Regions from separate parts of the Homo sapiens genome. Here region 2 is linked to region 1. A link is a contact called in ENCODE Hi-C data. All regions are on one chromosome and are shown on one strand. Each heading gives the region's core, a stretch centred on a gene start or an enhancer-like site at or near the end of the contact. The rest is flanking DNA. Distances are from core to core; before and after follow the strand shown. Region 1 holds the start of EMX2 (empty spiracles homeobox 2). Region 2 holds the start of GFRA1 (GDNF family receptor alpha 1).

What was found. Hi-C counts contacts between places; a loop is a spot of excess contacts on that map. Pooled maps may share reads with other maps.
Region 2: a pooled map shows a loop between it and region 1 (19-fold over the local background). The contact joins the promoter of GFRA1 here to the promoter of EMX2 in region 1. A Hi-C loop is called at or near these places in 4 of 37 single-sample maps with no recorded cell type and 7 of 50 pooled maps.

What each region holds. Positions count from the first base shown.
Region 1 is chr10:117,538,418-117,544,941 of GRCh38, reverse strand. It overlaps EMX2 (empty spiracles homeobox 2), which reads right to left and starts at 2,196. Exons shown (of 3, transcript NM_004098.4): 1 at 1,269-2,196. The coding sequence starts at 1,674. It also overlaps EMX2OS. RefSeq lists enhancers at 1-358, 359-981.
Region 2 is chr10:116,271,428-116,277,951 of GRCh38, reverse strand. GFRA1 (GDNF family receptor alpha 1) reads left to right here and starts at 4,746. Exons shown (of 11, transcript NM_005264.8): 1 at 4,746-4,789; 2 at 5,677-5,962. The coding sequence starts at 5,923. It overlaps LOC107984273 (a long non-coding RNA gene), which reads right to left and starts at 3,943. Exons shown (of 2, transcript XR_001747598.2): 1 at 1,120-3,943. RefSeq lists a silencer at 4,241-4,535 and an enhancer at 3,744-4,581.

The DNA.
Region 1 (6,524 bases), core at 947-3,446:
AGGACAGTCTGTAACGCAGGAAGATCCCAGCGGCTCCGGGTCTGGTGAGGGGACCATAAGCATGACTGATAGCGAATGAGGAAGGGCAGCCCTAAACTTTTCAAGCAAAGCCTCAGAGTTTTGGGTTCACTCATTAGCATAGGAAATCGATTCACCGAAAACCCAAACAAAGAAAAACAAGCCGACAGTCCAGGCAGGATGCAGGCAAATCCAGTTCGGGATTAAGGGTAAAAGGCTTTTTGGGTTTTTTTTCCTTTGGTTTGATTTTTTAAAATATGGGGAGGGGGGTGACATCTACCCGATTCTAGGCTCCGGCAGGAACGCAATGGGTTAATGAATGGACAAGCCGCGGAGTATTGATCGGCTGCCGCCGGAGGTAGGTCTTTTACTGACTCCAATCCGTAAACTAATTACTCCTTTTTCTGAAGTTTTAACTCTCCTCCTCCCACCCCGTACCCAGAGAAAAACAAACAAATAAAAAATATCGCAAGAAATGAAAACACACGAACAGATATTTCCCTCTAAGACAGTTTCCTGACCAGGTTCTTTTTTTTTTTTTTTAAAGAAAGAAAGAAAAACAAAAACCAGACCGAACCTGCCTTCCCGCTGTGGCTGCTCGGCGCCCCAATTAAGCAGGTCGCGGCGAGAGCGCCAAGCCCTGGAGCTTTCCTCCCGCACGGGTTCCCGCCCCTCCCCAGGCCTCCGAAAAGCAGGAAAGAAAAAACAAATCCCATACTTTTCTCCCGGGGCGCGAGGATCCTCTCGCCTCCAGAAGAGGGTGGAAGACTAAGAAGCCGCGGGTCTGGACTGAAGGGGCGCAAAGTGGGTGGTGAACAGGGTCGAACGCAGTCGAAAGCAAGCCTGGCGGCCGAGTCCTGTCCGCGCCCCTCGGAGCCAGGACGGTTGGGGGCATTGCCGAGGGTACCAGGAGCCTGGGGATCCCGCGGGCTCTGGGCTCCGCGGCGCCGGGCACGCACAGCCCAGCCTGCTCTGATTCGAGCGCACTGGGGGACAACTTCTCCGTTCGCACCCCTTCCCAAAGGGTCAAGCGGCCCGCAGGCCATCACTCCAAACCAGTCGTAGCTTCGGAGACTGGGGATCGACACCACGCCCGGCCCCGCGCCGCCTAGTTTCCCAACAGGGCGCGCTGGCCCGCGAGCCGGAGGAACCTCCGCCCAGGCCTTGCCAAGCGCCCACCCGGAGCAGGCCGGGGGCAGTGAAGGATGCGGCGGGAGCGGCGCGCTGCAGTTCCGCGACGTGGCACGTACCTTGGAAGCGATGACCCAGATATCGGTAGCGGTGGATGAGCCAGGGGTAGAAGGTGGACGGATCCCGCTGCTGCGAGGCGAATAGGGGGTGTGGCGAGTGCGAGGAGGGTAGGGGGTGGGCGGCCAGGGCGTGCGGCGGCGGCACCGGGTGCACTGGCACGGCGGGGTTGGGCGGGTGCGAGACCGCCTCGGCGAACACCAAGTCCGGGTTGGAGTAGACGCCCCTACCGGCGGCGGCGGCGGCGGCCGAGTGGAAGCCGTTGAGGAACGGATTTATGGGGCTGGAGTTAGCGTAGCTGAGTGCCGCGGGACGGATGGGGTCCTCGGAGCGCGAGGCGGGCAGGGGACTGTCCTTGGCCACCAGCGACTCGATGGTGAAGCAGCGCTTGGGCGCCGGCTGGAACATGCTGCGCCGAGGAGCGGGCGCCCTGGGCTCCCAGCTCCTGGCGACCGCCGCACGCTGCCTCCGCCGCCCGCTGCCCGCGGCGAGGACGGACGAGAATTGGGGACTCGTTTGTTTGGGGTGGGGGTGGGGGTGGGGGGAAGGAAAGGAAGAAAGAAAGGAAAGGAAAGGAAAAAGGAAAGGAGGGGGGAGGGAGAGGGAGAGGCAAAGCCGAGGATCCCGAGAATCTTGCACCAAACGCGCCCAACCTGAAGAGAGGGGGGAAAATCCTTCCAGAAGAATTTGCAGGCGTGGATTGGGGTAATTTTTTTTCTTTTTTTTTCTTTTTTTTTCTTTTTTTTTTTTTTTTTTTTTTTTGGCGAGATGGCGTGGGGGGATCGGAGTTAGAGGCAGGGAGGAGAAGGGGGGAAAGTTCTCGGGGGAGGCAAAAAAAAAAAAAAGTTTTTTCTCCTCTGCAAAAGGCGGGCAGGGCGCCCTAAGTCCAAGGACAATCCATGGAAGTGTTCGCTTCTTCACAAGTTGTGCAAACGATTTGTTAGTTCATGAGCCTAATTAGTGCGGGGATCACATAAACAGCTTCCTCCGAAGCCTGGTAAATGGCTTGATGATTGGTCGCTATTACTCGCCCTGAGGTGGAAGGGGGGAGACTCTTTAAAGTGCGTCAGAGGGAGGTGAGCGCCTGGGAACCCGGAGGCCTGGATCCGGGCCGAGAGTGGAACGGAGTCGGCGCCGCCGCCTCGGCTGAGCCTTCTGCCGCCCACCGGGCGGCCGGGCTTCTCCGCGCCTTCGCCCCTCGCTCCCAGCTCACTCGCTCCTGCGGCGCCCGCTGCGGCTTCTCCTCCTCCTTCGCCTCCTCCTCTTCCTCCAGTTTCTTCTTCTCCTCCTCCTCCTCTTCTTCCTCCTCCTCCTCTTCTTCCTCCTCCTCTTTCCCCACCTACTCCCCCTCAGCCACCGCCTCCTCCTCCACCAGCACCACTCCCTCCGGGGCACCCCGGTCCCTGCAGAGTCCCTGGCCGGCGCCGCCTCCGCTGCGGCCCCCTGAATCCCGAGCCTGCCTCGCCCAAGCTGGTAGGACAGAAGGACAGACAGATTCCTCTAGCCTAGCGCTCCGCCGCTGCTGCCTTACGCGGCCCCGCGTCGGGAGAACTGGGATCGCCCCAAGAGCACCGCGAGGGTAAGCGGGCAGGGGCTGGTTCCCGGGCTAAAGGCGCCGTTCGGTTATACCAATCCCCACACTTAGCAAAACTCCCAGCGGTTTCCTAGGCCAGGAGGGATCCTGGAGTGAGGGGTACGGGGTCCTCCCACCCCATCAACCACGCTTAGCCTCGAGGTCCCAGGGTCGGTGCGTTCGCGATTCTTGACCCGGCTCGTTCGTTTGCGAGTTGAGACCGGGAGCTGCCGACCCCGCCGGAGCAGTGGGCTTCCAACTCTCTCCCTCTCTCGCCCCACGGTCTCTAGCGTTTTCTGTCTGGGAGGGTGCTCACCTCCTTCCCCAAAACAATTCCTTCTGGAATATCTGGGACCGGCAGTCCAAGGTCAGGGGAGAGCCCGATATGGTGCTACTGTACTATTAAGGTTCCGTCGTAATTATTTTTGTCAGTGTGGTCAATGTTATTATTATTATAGATGATATTATTTTATTATTATTATTTCTATTATTATTATTATGCCATCTGTTGTCCCGGGGTTGGTGGGGGGGTGGTGGTTGCTGTGCAAACCCAGTGCAACTAACGACTACGGATCGCATCTCCGGTCCCGGGCCGTGTCCGCATTTTCGAGCTCGCCTTCGGTTTTGGGATGATTTTAGGACCGAGTTCCCTCGTCCCCATTGGCTCGCGCGGCGGCATAATTATGATCACATCCCCAGGCTGCTGGCGCTGCTCTCTGTTTATTGGTGGTTAAAGATCTATTATCTATTCATCAGCCGCCTCTTTTTTCCTTTTTTTCCTTTTGCCAATTACATTCTTCTAAAGTGAAGTACCAGCAGGTATTTTGCACGTTTACAATTAATGATAAAAAAAAATTCTAGCGTCGTTTAAAACTATTACTCCCAGGCCCCTGTCATTTCTCCTAAGAACGCAGAATTGCCTGTGTTTGGTGACTAGGTTGCCGTGAAACCTGGGAAGCCGATGGCAATGGGAGGAGAAGAGTGAAGTCCACCGTGAGCCAGGCTGCACTGCCACCAGATGCATAGTTGAGGGGACAGGTCTCAGGACGAGCTACCTGCTTCCTCCCTTGGTTTCATCTGGTGTATATTTATGTTTGTGTCAATTACTCCTTTATTCCAGATATAATGTTGTGTTGGGGCAAGTGTCCAAAAACCTCTTTTGGGAAACCAGGCAAGAGAGGAGTTGGGAGCAGTGTTTTCCGGGGTTGTCAGGGCACCAGACAGATTCGTGAGGAACTGGCAGAGATCATCTTTGTTGCCCCCACCCCACACCTTCCCAGGGAACACACATACACATCTTCACAGATGAGACAGGTGTGCGCCTCAGCTTTGCCCTCACAGTGGGAGACACCTGCCTTTCCCTTAGGCTTCGAAGTTCTGGGCTGGGGTCCTAGCCCAGTATTGTCCCTCTGTCAGTTCCAGGTGGCTTTGCTTTCTCCTCCTCCCCTTTTTCCAGGCCCAAAGATTCTGGGCTTTGGATCCAGCCCTTGGGGTAGGGGTGCACTTAAAGATGCACCTCCCTTGGGCCTGGACCACTGTCCCCCAAAATATTGTCTACAGTTTGGAAATCCCTCTCTCAATTAGGCTGTGAGGTTACAGGCCTCTCCTCTAACCCCAGCTAGGCCAGCAGGGAGCCTGAAGACATGGCAGAGGGGGGAGGTCTTTTGGCTGTGCCCAGCCAGTAAGCTTAGGGTGGAGCTAGAGGTCCGCCCTCAGGTTTTTGAGGCTGGAAACAAACACTCAGCTTAGGCAGACTGTGCATCCTGAATCCTGGCAAGCAGGAGAGTGCACCTTTCATGCAAACTTCAGAAGGAGGACTGGAGGGCCAGATTCTGGCAGTGCCCTCAGGCCAGACCCTCCAAACTCAGCCTGAGACTCAGAGGTTGCAAACTGGAGCCACTGAAACTCCACCCTTAGTGATCTTGGATGGGGGCATAAAAGTCATTGACCTTTAGGGCAACAGGTATCCAGTCTGTCTGGGAGATTGGGTGAGACCCAGATGGTTTGTGATGTATAAGGGTGATGGGTGCCTTCCCTCTTTTAAAACTTGCAGCCCTGGGCGCTAAGGTGCAATCATTATTCCCTTAACCAGGACAGTGTTGGGCTGGAGATGGGACCCCTCAGCCTTCTGCCCCAGGCAGGGACATCTGGCTGCAGTAGAGGGGTAGAGTGCTCCACAGTCCCACTTCAGTCAGTCGGCATCCTCTGCAGGCTACCTGCCTTTTATAAACTGCCCTTCTGTGGCCAGGTTTGCCCCAGGGGCTCTAGCTAGCCAACACGTAGGCAGGGGTAAAGGGGCAGCAGGATCTGAGATCTGGTGTCCCCCTTCCTGAAGGAACCAGGATATGCTAGTTCCTCTGCTCCAAGTGCTGCTAGACCCGAGCTGCACTCCAGCCCCTTGAAGGAGAAGCAGGTTTCCAGTGAGTCGGGCAGTTCAGAACCCCAGAAGCTGGGTAATCTATGCTAATTCATGCATGGGTAATCTATGCTAATTCCCGGGGCCAGAAGGGCCCGGGAAGGTTCGCGGGGTCTGGCCCCGATGTGCAGGGAAATTAACTAGGATAGTAACTCATTAACCAGACTGGCCAGTGGAGTCGTGCCAGGGCACTGGGCACTGTGGTCTGGACTGGACCCTAAGCTCCTAGATGGCGCAGCTGCCCTGCCACTCAACTTTACTTGTGGATTTAGGCCTTGCAGAATACAGCCACCTTTGTTCCTTAGCTGCCCAAGGAGTGGGTGTTTGGTTAAGTAGCCCTGCGTGGAGTGGGAGATGTGGGGATTTCTGAGGCTCCAGCTTAGAGCAAGGGGCTTCCTCCCTCTGCCCCATGTGTGCCCCAAGCCACTGCTGCCTCTTGGGCTCTGTAGACTGAGGAATCTACCTTTCCAGGTAGCTGGACTAGCAGACACATTCAAACGTTCTAATTCCGAATCTGTCACTGAATGACCTTGGGCAACACAGAAACCTCCCCACCTCATTTTGTCATATGTAAAAATACAGCCAATGCTGTCTGGGAGGCAGTGGGGAGTAGCAGTGGGCTTGTTTTGGAGAAAGATAGAACTATCCTACTTCCTGATTGTGGTGGTATTTACATGACTCTATGTGTTTTTCAAAACTCACAGAACCATATACTACAAAGGGTGAGTTTTACTATATGTAATTATACTTTAATACACCTGCCCCCATCCCCCAAGATGAGAGACTTGCATTTACAGCTTAACTGTGTGACCTTGGGCAAGTTACCTAACTTCTCTGTGCCTCGGTTTTCTCTTCTCTGAAATGGGAATAAATAATATAGTACCTTTGCTCTGGGTTTGTTCAATGAGATAAACAAAGTAAAGTGCTTAGACAGTGTCTGGCACATAATGAACTACAATAAAAGTTTGCTCCTGTCCTTGATGCTGCTATTACATACCCACCTCCAAGGCTTGTTACTGGGTTTCAGAGTCTGTGAACAATATAGCTGTACAAACATCAGCTAATGCTGACACTCCTGCCACACTCCTCCGTGCTCCCCCAAAAGCTGAGAGCTTTTCTAGGGAGATTTTGGGGTGAGCAAGGCCTGGAGTCCTGGCTCCTTGGTTGGTGTCAAAGGGCGGAGACTCCTGGGGATCTCTGATAAGCATCTGCTAGGAGTTTCCTGCAAGGTGCCCCCGGGCTTCAAAGGAGCAAAGGGCAGTGCTTCAC
Region 2 (6,524 bases), core at 3,497-5,996, 1.3 Mb after region 1:
ATTAAAGTGAACCAGAAAAAGAGCACTCTATTACAATAATGGGTTTTGTTTAAAAAAATTCAAATGTCAAATCCCCAAAGGAATAATACATATTTGATACTATTATTAGAACAGCAATACCAGTAATTGTATGAGGTACTTATATTTTGCATTGTTCATCCAGTAAAGGGATTTTATGTAAACCTTTCAGTAAAATTATTGTGTCAGAGGAAAATGAGGAACAGCATCACTCATTATTCATGCAATCAATATACATTTATTGGGGGTGACTGTGTGTTGGTTATCAGTCTAAATGCTGGGGATGAAAAAAAAGACTAGGACAGCTTCCTGCCTTCAAGGAGCACACATTCCAGATGAGGAGACAGATATAGCAACTAACTACAATGCAATGTTACAATAGACATGGCGGAGGCTTCAGTGAGGCCGTGGAGTATACTACAGGGAACTATGAATTCTGACCAAAGAGGTCCATATTATCGTAGTGTCCTGTTTGAGCTGAGCCGAACCTTGAAATATCAGGATGAAGCACGCATTAGGCAGATGGAAATGAATGGGCAAAGGTATAGCAGTCAAAAATGTCATGGCACACTTAGAGACTGGTGAATAGTTTTTTTTTTTTGTAACTACCGCGGTAAATCTGTCAAGCTGTCTGATGTCAAATGTTGAACTTTCATGGACTAGAATGAGTTAAAAAAATCTGAATGCTTTTTAAGCAGTAGAATTTTACAAAATGGAGGGCCAAGGAAGGCAATGAGAGAAACAGACAAAATGCTGCATGGAATAAAACTGTCATTCTCATCCTGACTCATCTGTTAACTTATGAAAATACACTTACATCAAGAAATGCCAGAAAATTGCTCACTTCACGTGCTTATGGGTAGATTGAACCTAATTTTGTGGCATTAAAACCAATTTTCTGCTGAGCAACATGTCACAGAGGATTACATGAACCTTTATAATTATCAATAATATTTGATACTTTGATGTCACCTTTCATCCTGAGATCAGTCCCATACACATAGGAACAGATAAGCTCCAAGGAAACAGAGATGATATTAATACATTAAGTCACAATGCTTTTCTGTCTTCGATATTCCAAGGGCAGTGTGTTTCTCTCACCTTTAGAAGTTAGTGGATGTAGGCCGGGCGTGGTGGTTCACGCCTGTAATCCCAGCACTTTGGGAGGCTGAGGTGGGTGGATCACAAGGTTAGGAGTTTGAGACCAGCCTGGCCAACATACTGAAATCCCATCTCTACTAAAAATACAAAAAAATTAGTTGGTTGTGGTGGTGGGTGCCTGTAATCCCAGCTACTTAGGAGGTTGAGACAGGAGAATTGCTTGAACCCAGGAGGCAGAGGTTGCAGTGAGCTGAGATCATGCCACTGCACTCCAGCCCAGGCGACAGCTCGAGACTCTGTCTCAAAAAAAAGAAGAAAAAAAGAAAAAAAAAAGTTAATGGATGTAGTTGTAAAGCAGTGATTTTTTTAATTATTATTTTTATTAGCTCCTACTACGGGAAGTCTTAGGCTACAGTATGGGCCACATCTTTCTGTTCACAGCTTTCCTTGGAAGATCAGCTTTTGACATATAGATTCTCCTACTCCCTGGCTTCTTTGCCTGCTGATCTCATCCTGACATACCAGAAGTGGGCTGTGTCTTCATCGATTCTTTGACTTCTACAAGAGACTAACAAGGCATCATCATCATCATCATCATCATCATCATCATTATCCTTCCAACTACAACCCCCAGTACTGCTGCTGCTTATGAAGTAAGCACTCTATGCACTATTCTACTATTCTAAAAACTTTATATATGTGTATATACCACATTAACTAATTCCACACCAACATTATAGGGTAGTGCTGTCCAGTAGAGCTTGCTGCAATGATGGAAATGATCTATATCTGTGTTGTCCAATATGGTAGCCACCAGCCACATGTAGCTATTGAGCACTTGAAATATGGTTAATGCTACTGAGGAACTGCATTTTTCTTTTATTTAATTTTAATTAATTTCATTGACATAGCCACATGGCTAGTGACTATTGTATTGGACAACACAGTTACAGCCTCTGGGGGTTTATTGTTACCTTTTTAAAAACAAAGCTCTGTATTCATCAGCAGCACAAACTTAATAAGGACAAGTGTGAGTGAATGGTTCAGAAATACATTATTGAAGCTAAAAATACAGATGATCCTTGACTTCCAATGAGGCTTATGCTCTGATAAACTCATCAAAAGTTGAGAACATCATAGGTTGAAAATGCATTTAATACACTTAAACTACCAAGCATCACAGCCTAGCCTAGCCTACCTTAAACATGCTCAAAACACTTACATTAGCCGGCAGTTGGGGAAAATTATCTAACACAAAGCTATTTTATAGTAAAGTGTTGACTATCTCATGAAACTTATTCAATACTAACCTGACAGTGAAAAATAGAATGATTGTATGGTCCATAGTCAAAATACAGTTTCTACTGAATGTATATGGCTTTTGCACCATGGTAAAGTCTAAAAATATAAGTAGAAGCATCATAAGTTGGAGATCATCTGTATTTTAAAAAGAAGTCCCATATTCTACACTGGGAGAGCTTTTAGTTCACCCTTCCCCCACCCTGTTAAAATTTGATTCAAAAGAATTCCGTGGAATATATAGGGTAACATGAAGTCATTTCTAAACAAAGAACATTTACAAAAGATGTGGATGATGTCTTAAACCTCATTGTAATCCAACTATCCCAAGTAATCAGCACCGGTAAGCACTAGTCCCTCTATTGAAAATTGAAATTCCAATTACTGATTTTCCAAAAGAAGACATTCTCCTCCACTTACGAAATGGAACAATGAAAGAGGATTTTCTGTTTGGGGTGACCGGGGAGAAACGGAGTCTTCACACAAAGTCTTAGTTCATATTCAGCCCTCCTTTCCTTGAAACCACATCCCCAGGATTTATCTGGCTTGTTTGTGAAAATATGGGAAAACATTTTAAGTCGAAGAAACTGATCAGATGACTTAATTACATTTCTGCTTAGTTCAGCCTGTAACTTAGACTGTTAGAGAGAGAGAACTTAAGTAGCCCTTGGTTTGAACCATCTGTCGCGAAAATGTGACATATGTTTGCTTTGTTTACTCAACAACCAAGTGTAAACTGATACACTGAACTAGAGTATCCCTGAATGATGTGGCTATGGGTGTGTGTGTGTTGGAGGAGGGGTGTCTGATGAGGGCGTCCGTCTCCTCATACTTACCCTGGAGGAACACGCGTACAGCACAAGAGAAGTGCGGATCCGTAGGATGTCCCCCGGGTTTGGGGCGCGCCCCGAGGCGCAGACCCTCTTTGGCGACTCCACACAATATGCAGCCCGCCTGCAAGCAGCCGCTGCAGCCGAGGGGCGCGCCTGGCTGATGTGTGGTTGAATGGAGAGCGGCCCAACCCTCCTCCTTCCTCCTCTTCTTCTCCCCGCCCTGACACCCGGGCCTCAAACTTCAACCAAAGCCCGTGCCCTTTTCAATTTACCCCCCTCGATCAAAATGAGCCATTCTTGTCTGTCCTCCGCGGCGGCCCATTGTCTGGCGTGATAGGTTTGCAGATTTGACAGCTGGGCGCACGCAGATTTGATTCAAACTCGGTCTCCCCGAGAGATGAACTTGGACATCAGCAAAGATCCCGAGCACTGCCGGCTGGCTCCTAGACCGGTCTCCCGACCCAGTGTAGACTTCGGTGCCCCGGGCGCCCCCCGGCGTGCGGGAAGGGGAGCGTGTGTCAGGCGTGGGGGGCGGGGGGTGAGCAGCACGACTGGGAACCAGCGGTCCCAGGGGTTGGGGCGAAGGGCTGTGTACATGTTAGGCTTTTTTTGTTGTTGTTAATTTACTCTCGAAACAGCCAAAATGGAGGTCAGCTTATAAATTTTCTAAAGCCAGGTCTGGCCGGGTTTAAATGCAGTGGGCTGGGGGCTCCGCTTTTGTCTCCTTGTCGGAGCTCCAGGAGAGAGGTAGAGACTGCGTGTGCATGTGTGCGTGTGAGTGTGAGTGTGCACGCGCTGGCGTGGACGAACGGATGGGCGCATCCCAGGATCGCCGCTCCAGCGTCCTGGGTCTGAGTGTGTCTTGAAAGCACCAAGTCTTGAATCACAGCCACTAGTGACGTGGGGGAAAACTTTGTGTTCCGAAGAAGGGTCTGGCTCGATTGCCCTAAGAAGAAAGAGCCCTTGTGCCCGTGTATGTGTGTGTGTGTGTCTGTGTGTGTGTGTGAGAGAGAGAGAGAGAGAGAGAGACAGAGAGAGAGAGAGAGAGAGAGAGTGTGTGTGTCTGGCAGCACCCGCGGCCGGCTGCAGAACACTGCGTGTCCTGTGCGCGAGTACGGGTCCGGCCGCGGGTCCCACCGCAAGCGGGCGTGTGCAGCTGCGGCTGCCTGGCGGGCGAGCTTAGGAGGGAGCTGGAGCTGCGGAGCGGCGGGAACAGGAGCAGGCCGAGGGTCCTCTGGCCAGAAGAAATCTGGCCTCGGAACACGCCATTCTCCGCGCCGCTTCCAATAACCACTAACATCCCTAACGAGCATCCGAGCCGAGGGCTCTGCTCGGAAATCGTCCTGGCCCAACTCGGCCCTTCGAGCTCTCGAAGATTACCGCATCTATTTTTTTTTCTTTTTTTTCTTTTCCTAGCGCAGATAAAGTGAGCCCGGAAAGGGAAGGAGGGGGCGGGGACACCATTGCCCTGAAAGAATAAATAAGTAAATAAACAAACTGGCTCCTCGCCGCAGCTGGACGCGGTCGGTTGAGTCCAGGTTGGTGGCATTTGGAGTTTTTTTCGTTCTGTTTGGGAACCCATTGCCGCTTCCCGTCCCTCTTCCCCACTCCTTCTTCCCCCCTCCTCCGGCCACCCCTTTCTTTTTGCTGGCGTCTCCCAACTTTAGGGCCCGGGGGGCGCTCGTGGCGCCGGGCTGCACCTGCCGGGGCACGCCGGGACTGCGGGCCGGCGCGCTCGCCCTGGGCTGGGGTGCGGAAGCGCCCGAGTCCTGGGCACCGGGCGAGAGTGTGAGAGGAGCGGACGCCCAGGAGGGAGCCGAGGACGCGCGGCGGGTAGGGGGTAGGGGCGCAGGAACCGGGTTTCAGCCCCAGTCGGGACATCGGTTCCCCCTGGCTTGGCGGCCTCTGGAGGGAGACGAGTCCCGGGGAGAAGGAGGGCGGCGACTGGGGCTAGGGATTGGCGATCGGAGTGGGGAGGGCCGGCGGCTGAGCGAGCTCGCTGGCTGACGCGAGGAGGGGGAGGCCAACTTCCCGGGAGAAGGGGCTCTTTCGGCGCCAGGGCTGGCTAGGGAGCTGCCGCCGCCGCCACCGAGGGCTCGGACTCCAGGCAGCTGCAGGCTCCGCTCGCGACGCTCGGAAAGTACCGTTTATTTATTTATTTGCTTGCGTTCAGCGTCTCGGGTTGAACCCAACAGACACCCCCTTGGACTTTAGGAACCCTCTTCAGACCTCTCCAGCCCTCACCTCCATCCCCGTGTCAGCGGCCCCTGGAAAACACGCACATGCACCCCGACCTGGGTGGGGGTGGGTCCTCACCCCGGTGTTGGAAATTCCCCAAAGGCGGGAACGGGGGAGGGGAGAGGGTTCTGTGGGGGGAGTCTCCGGCGCTCTCCGCTCTCATCTCAAAGCGCGCCCTCCCTTCCAGGTTGGGTCGGACCTGAACCCCTAAAAGCGGAACCGCCTCCCGCCCTCGCCATCCCGGAGCTGAGTCGCCGGCGGCGGTGGCTGCTGCCAGACCCGGAGTTTCCTCTTTCACTGGATGGAGCTGAACTTTGGGCGGCCAGAGCAGCACAGCTGTCCGGGGATCGCTGCACGCTGAGCTCCCTCGGCAAGACCCAGCGGCGGCTCGGGATTTTTTTGGGGGGGCGGGGACCAGCCCCGCGCCGGCACCATGTTCCTGGCGACCCTGTACTTCGCGCTGCCGCTCTTGGGTAAGTCGAGGCCCGCCGCGGGCTTTCTTACCCTCTGAGTCTTTCCTAGGGTCGCTTGCAGCAGCCCACCCCGCCCTCCGCACCAAAATTGGGGCGCGGGTGTGGTGGATGTGGAAGGAAGAAGTGTCTTTTTGGGGAATGGGATCGCGAATCCCCGGGTTAGGGAGGCGGTGGCGGCGCGGCGCTGCCTGAAGCTTTTCGGGCTTGGTTTTGATTTCCTGTGGTTTTTAATGACCCAACTTGGCGGGGGACTAAGAAGCCCTCCAGCCCAGGGCCCTGCACCCCCAGAGAGTCTCTGGGAGCTCGCGGAGCCGCGGCGGGCAGGTGGAGTTGGGGAGCATTGGGGCCGGGAGAGCAAACTTGGAAGAGAAAAGTTTTTCCCGAGTAGCTTCTGGGCACTCTCCGCCCGGCGGACCGCTGACCATGGCTGGCCTGCCCCGCGCCCAGCGCGCGCCCGGTGCCCAGTCCGCCGCCGCACTTCTCCTCGGAAAGCGCCTGAGTTTCAGCCGGGCGGAGCGGGTGGCTGGAGCCGGGGGTGGCCCGGGAGCCCGGGTCGTTGCTC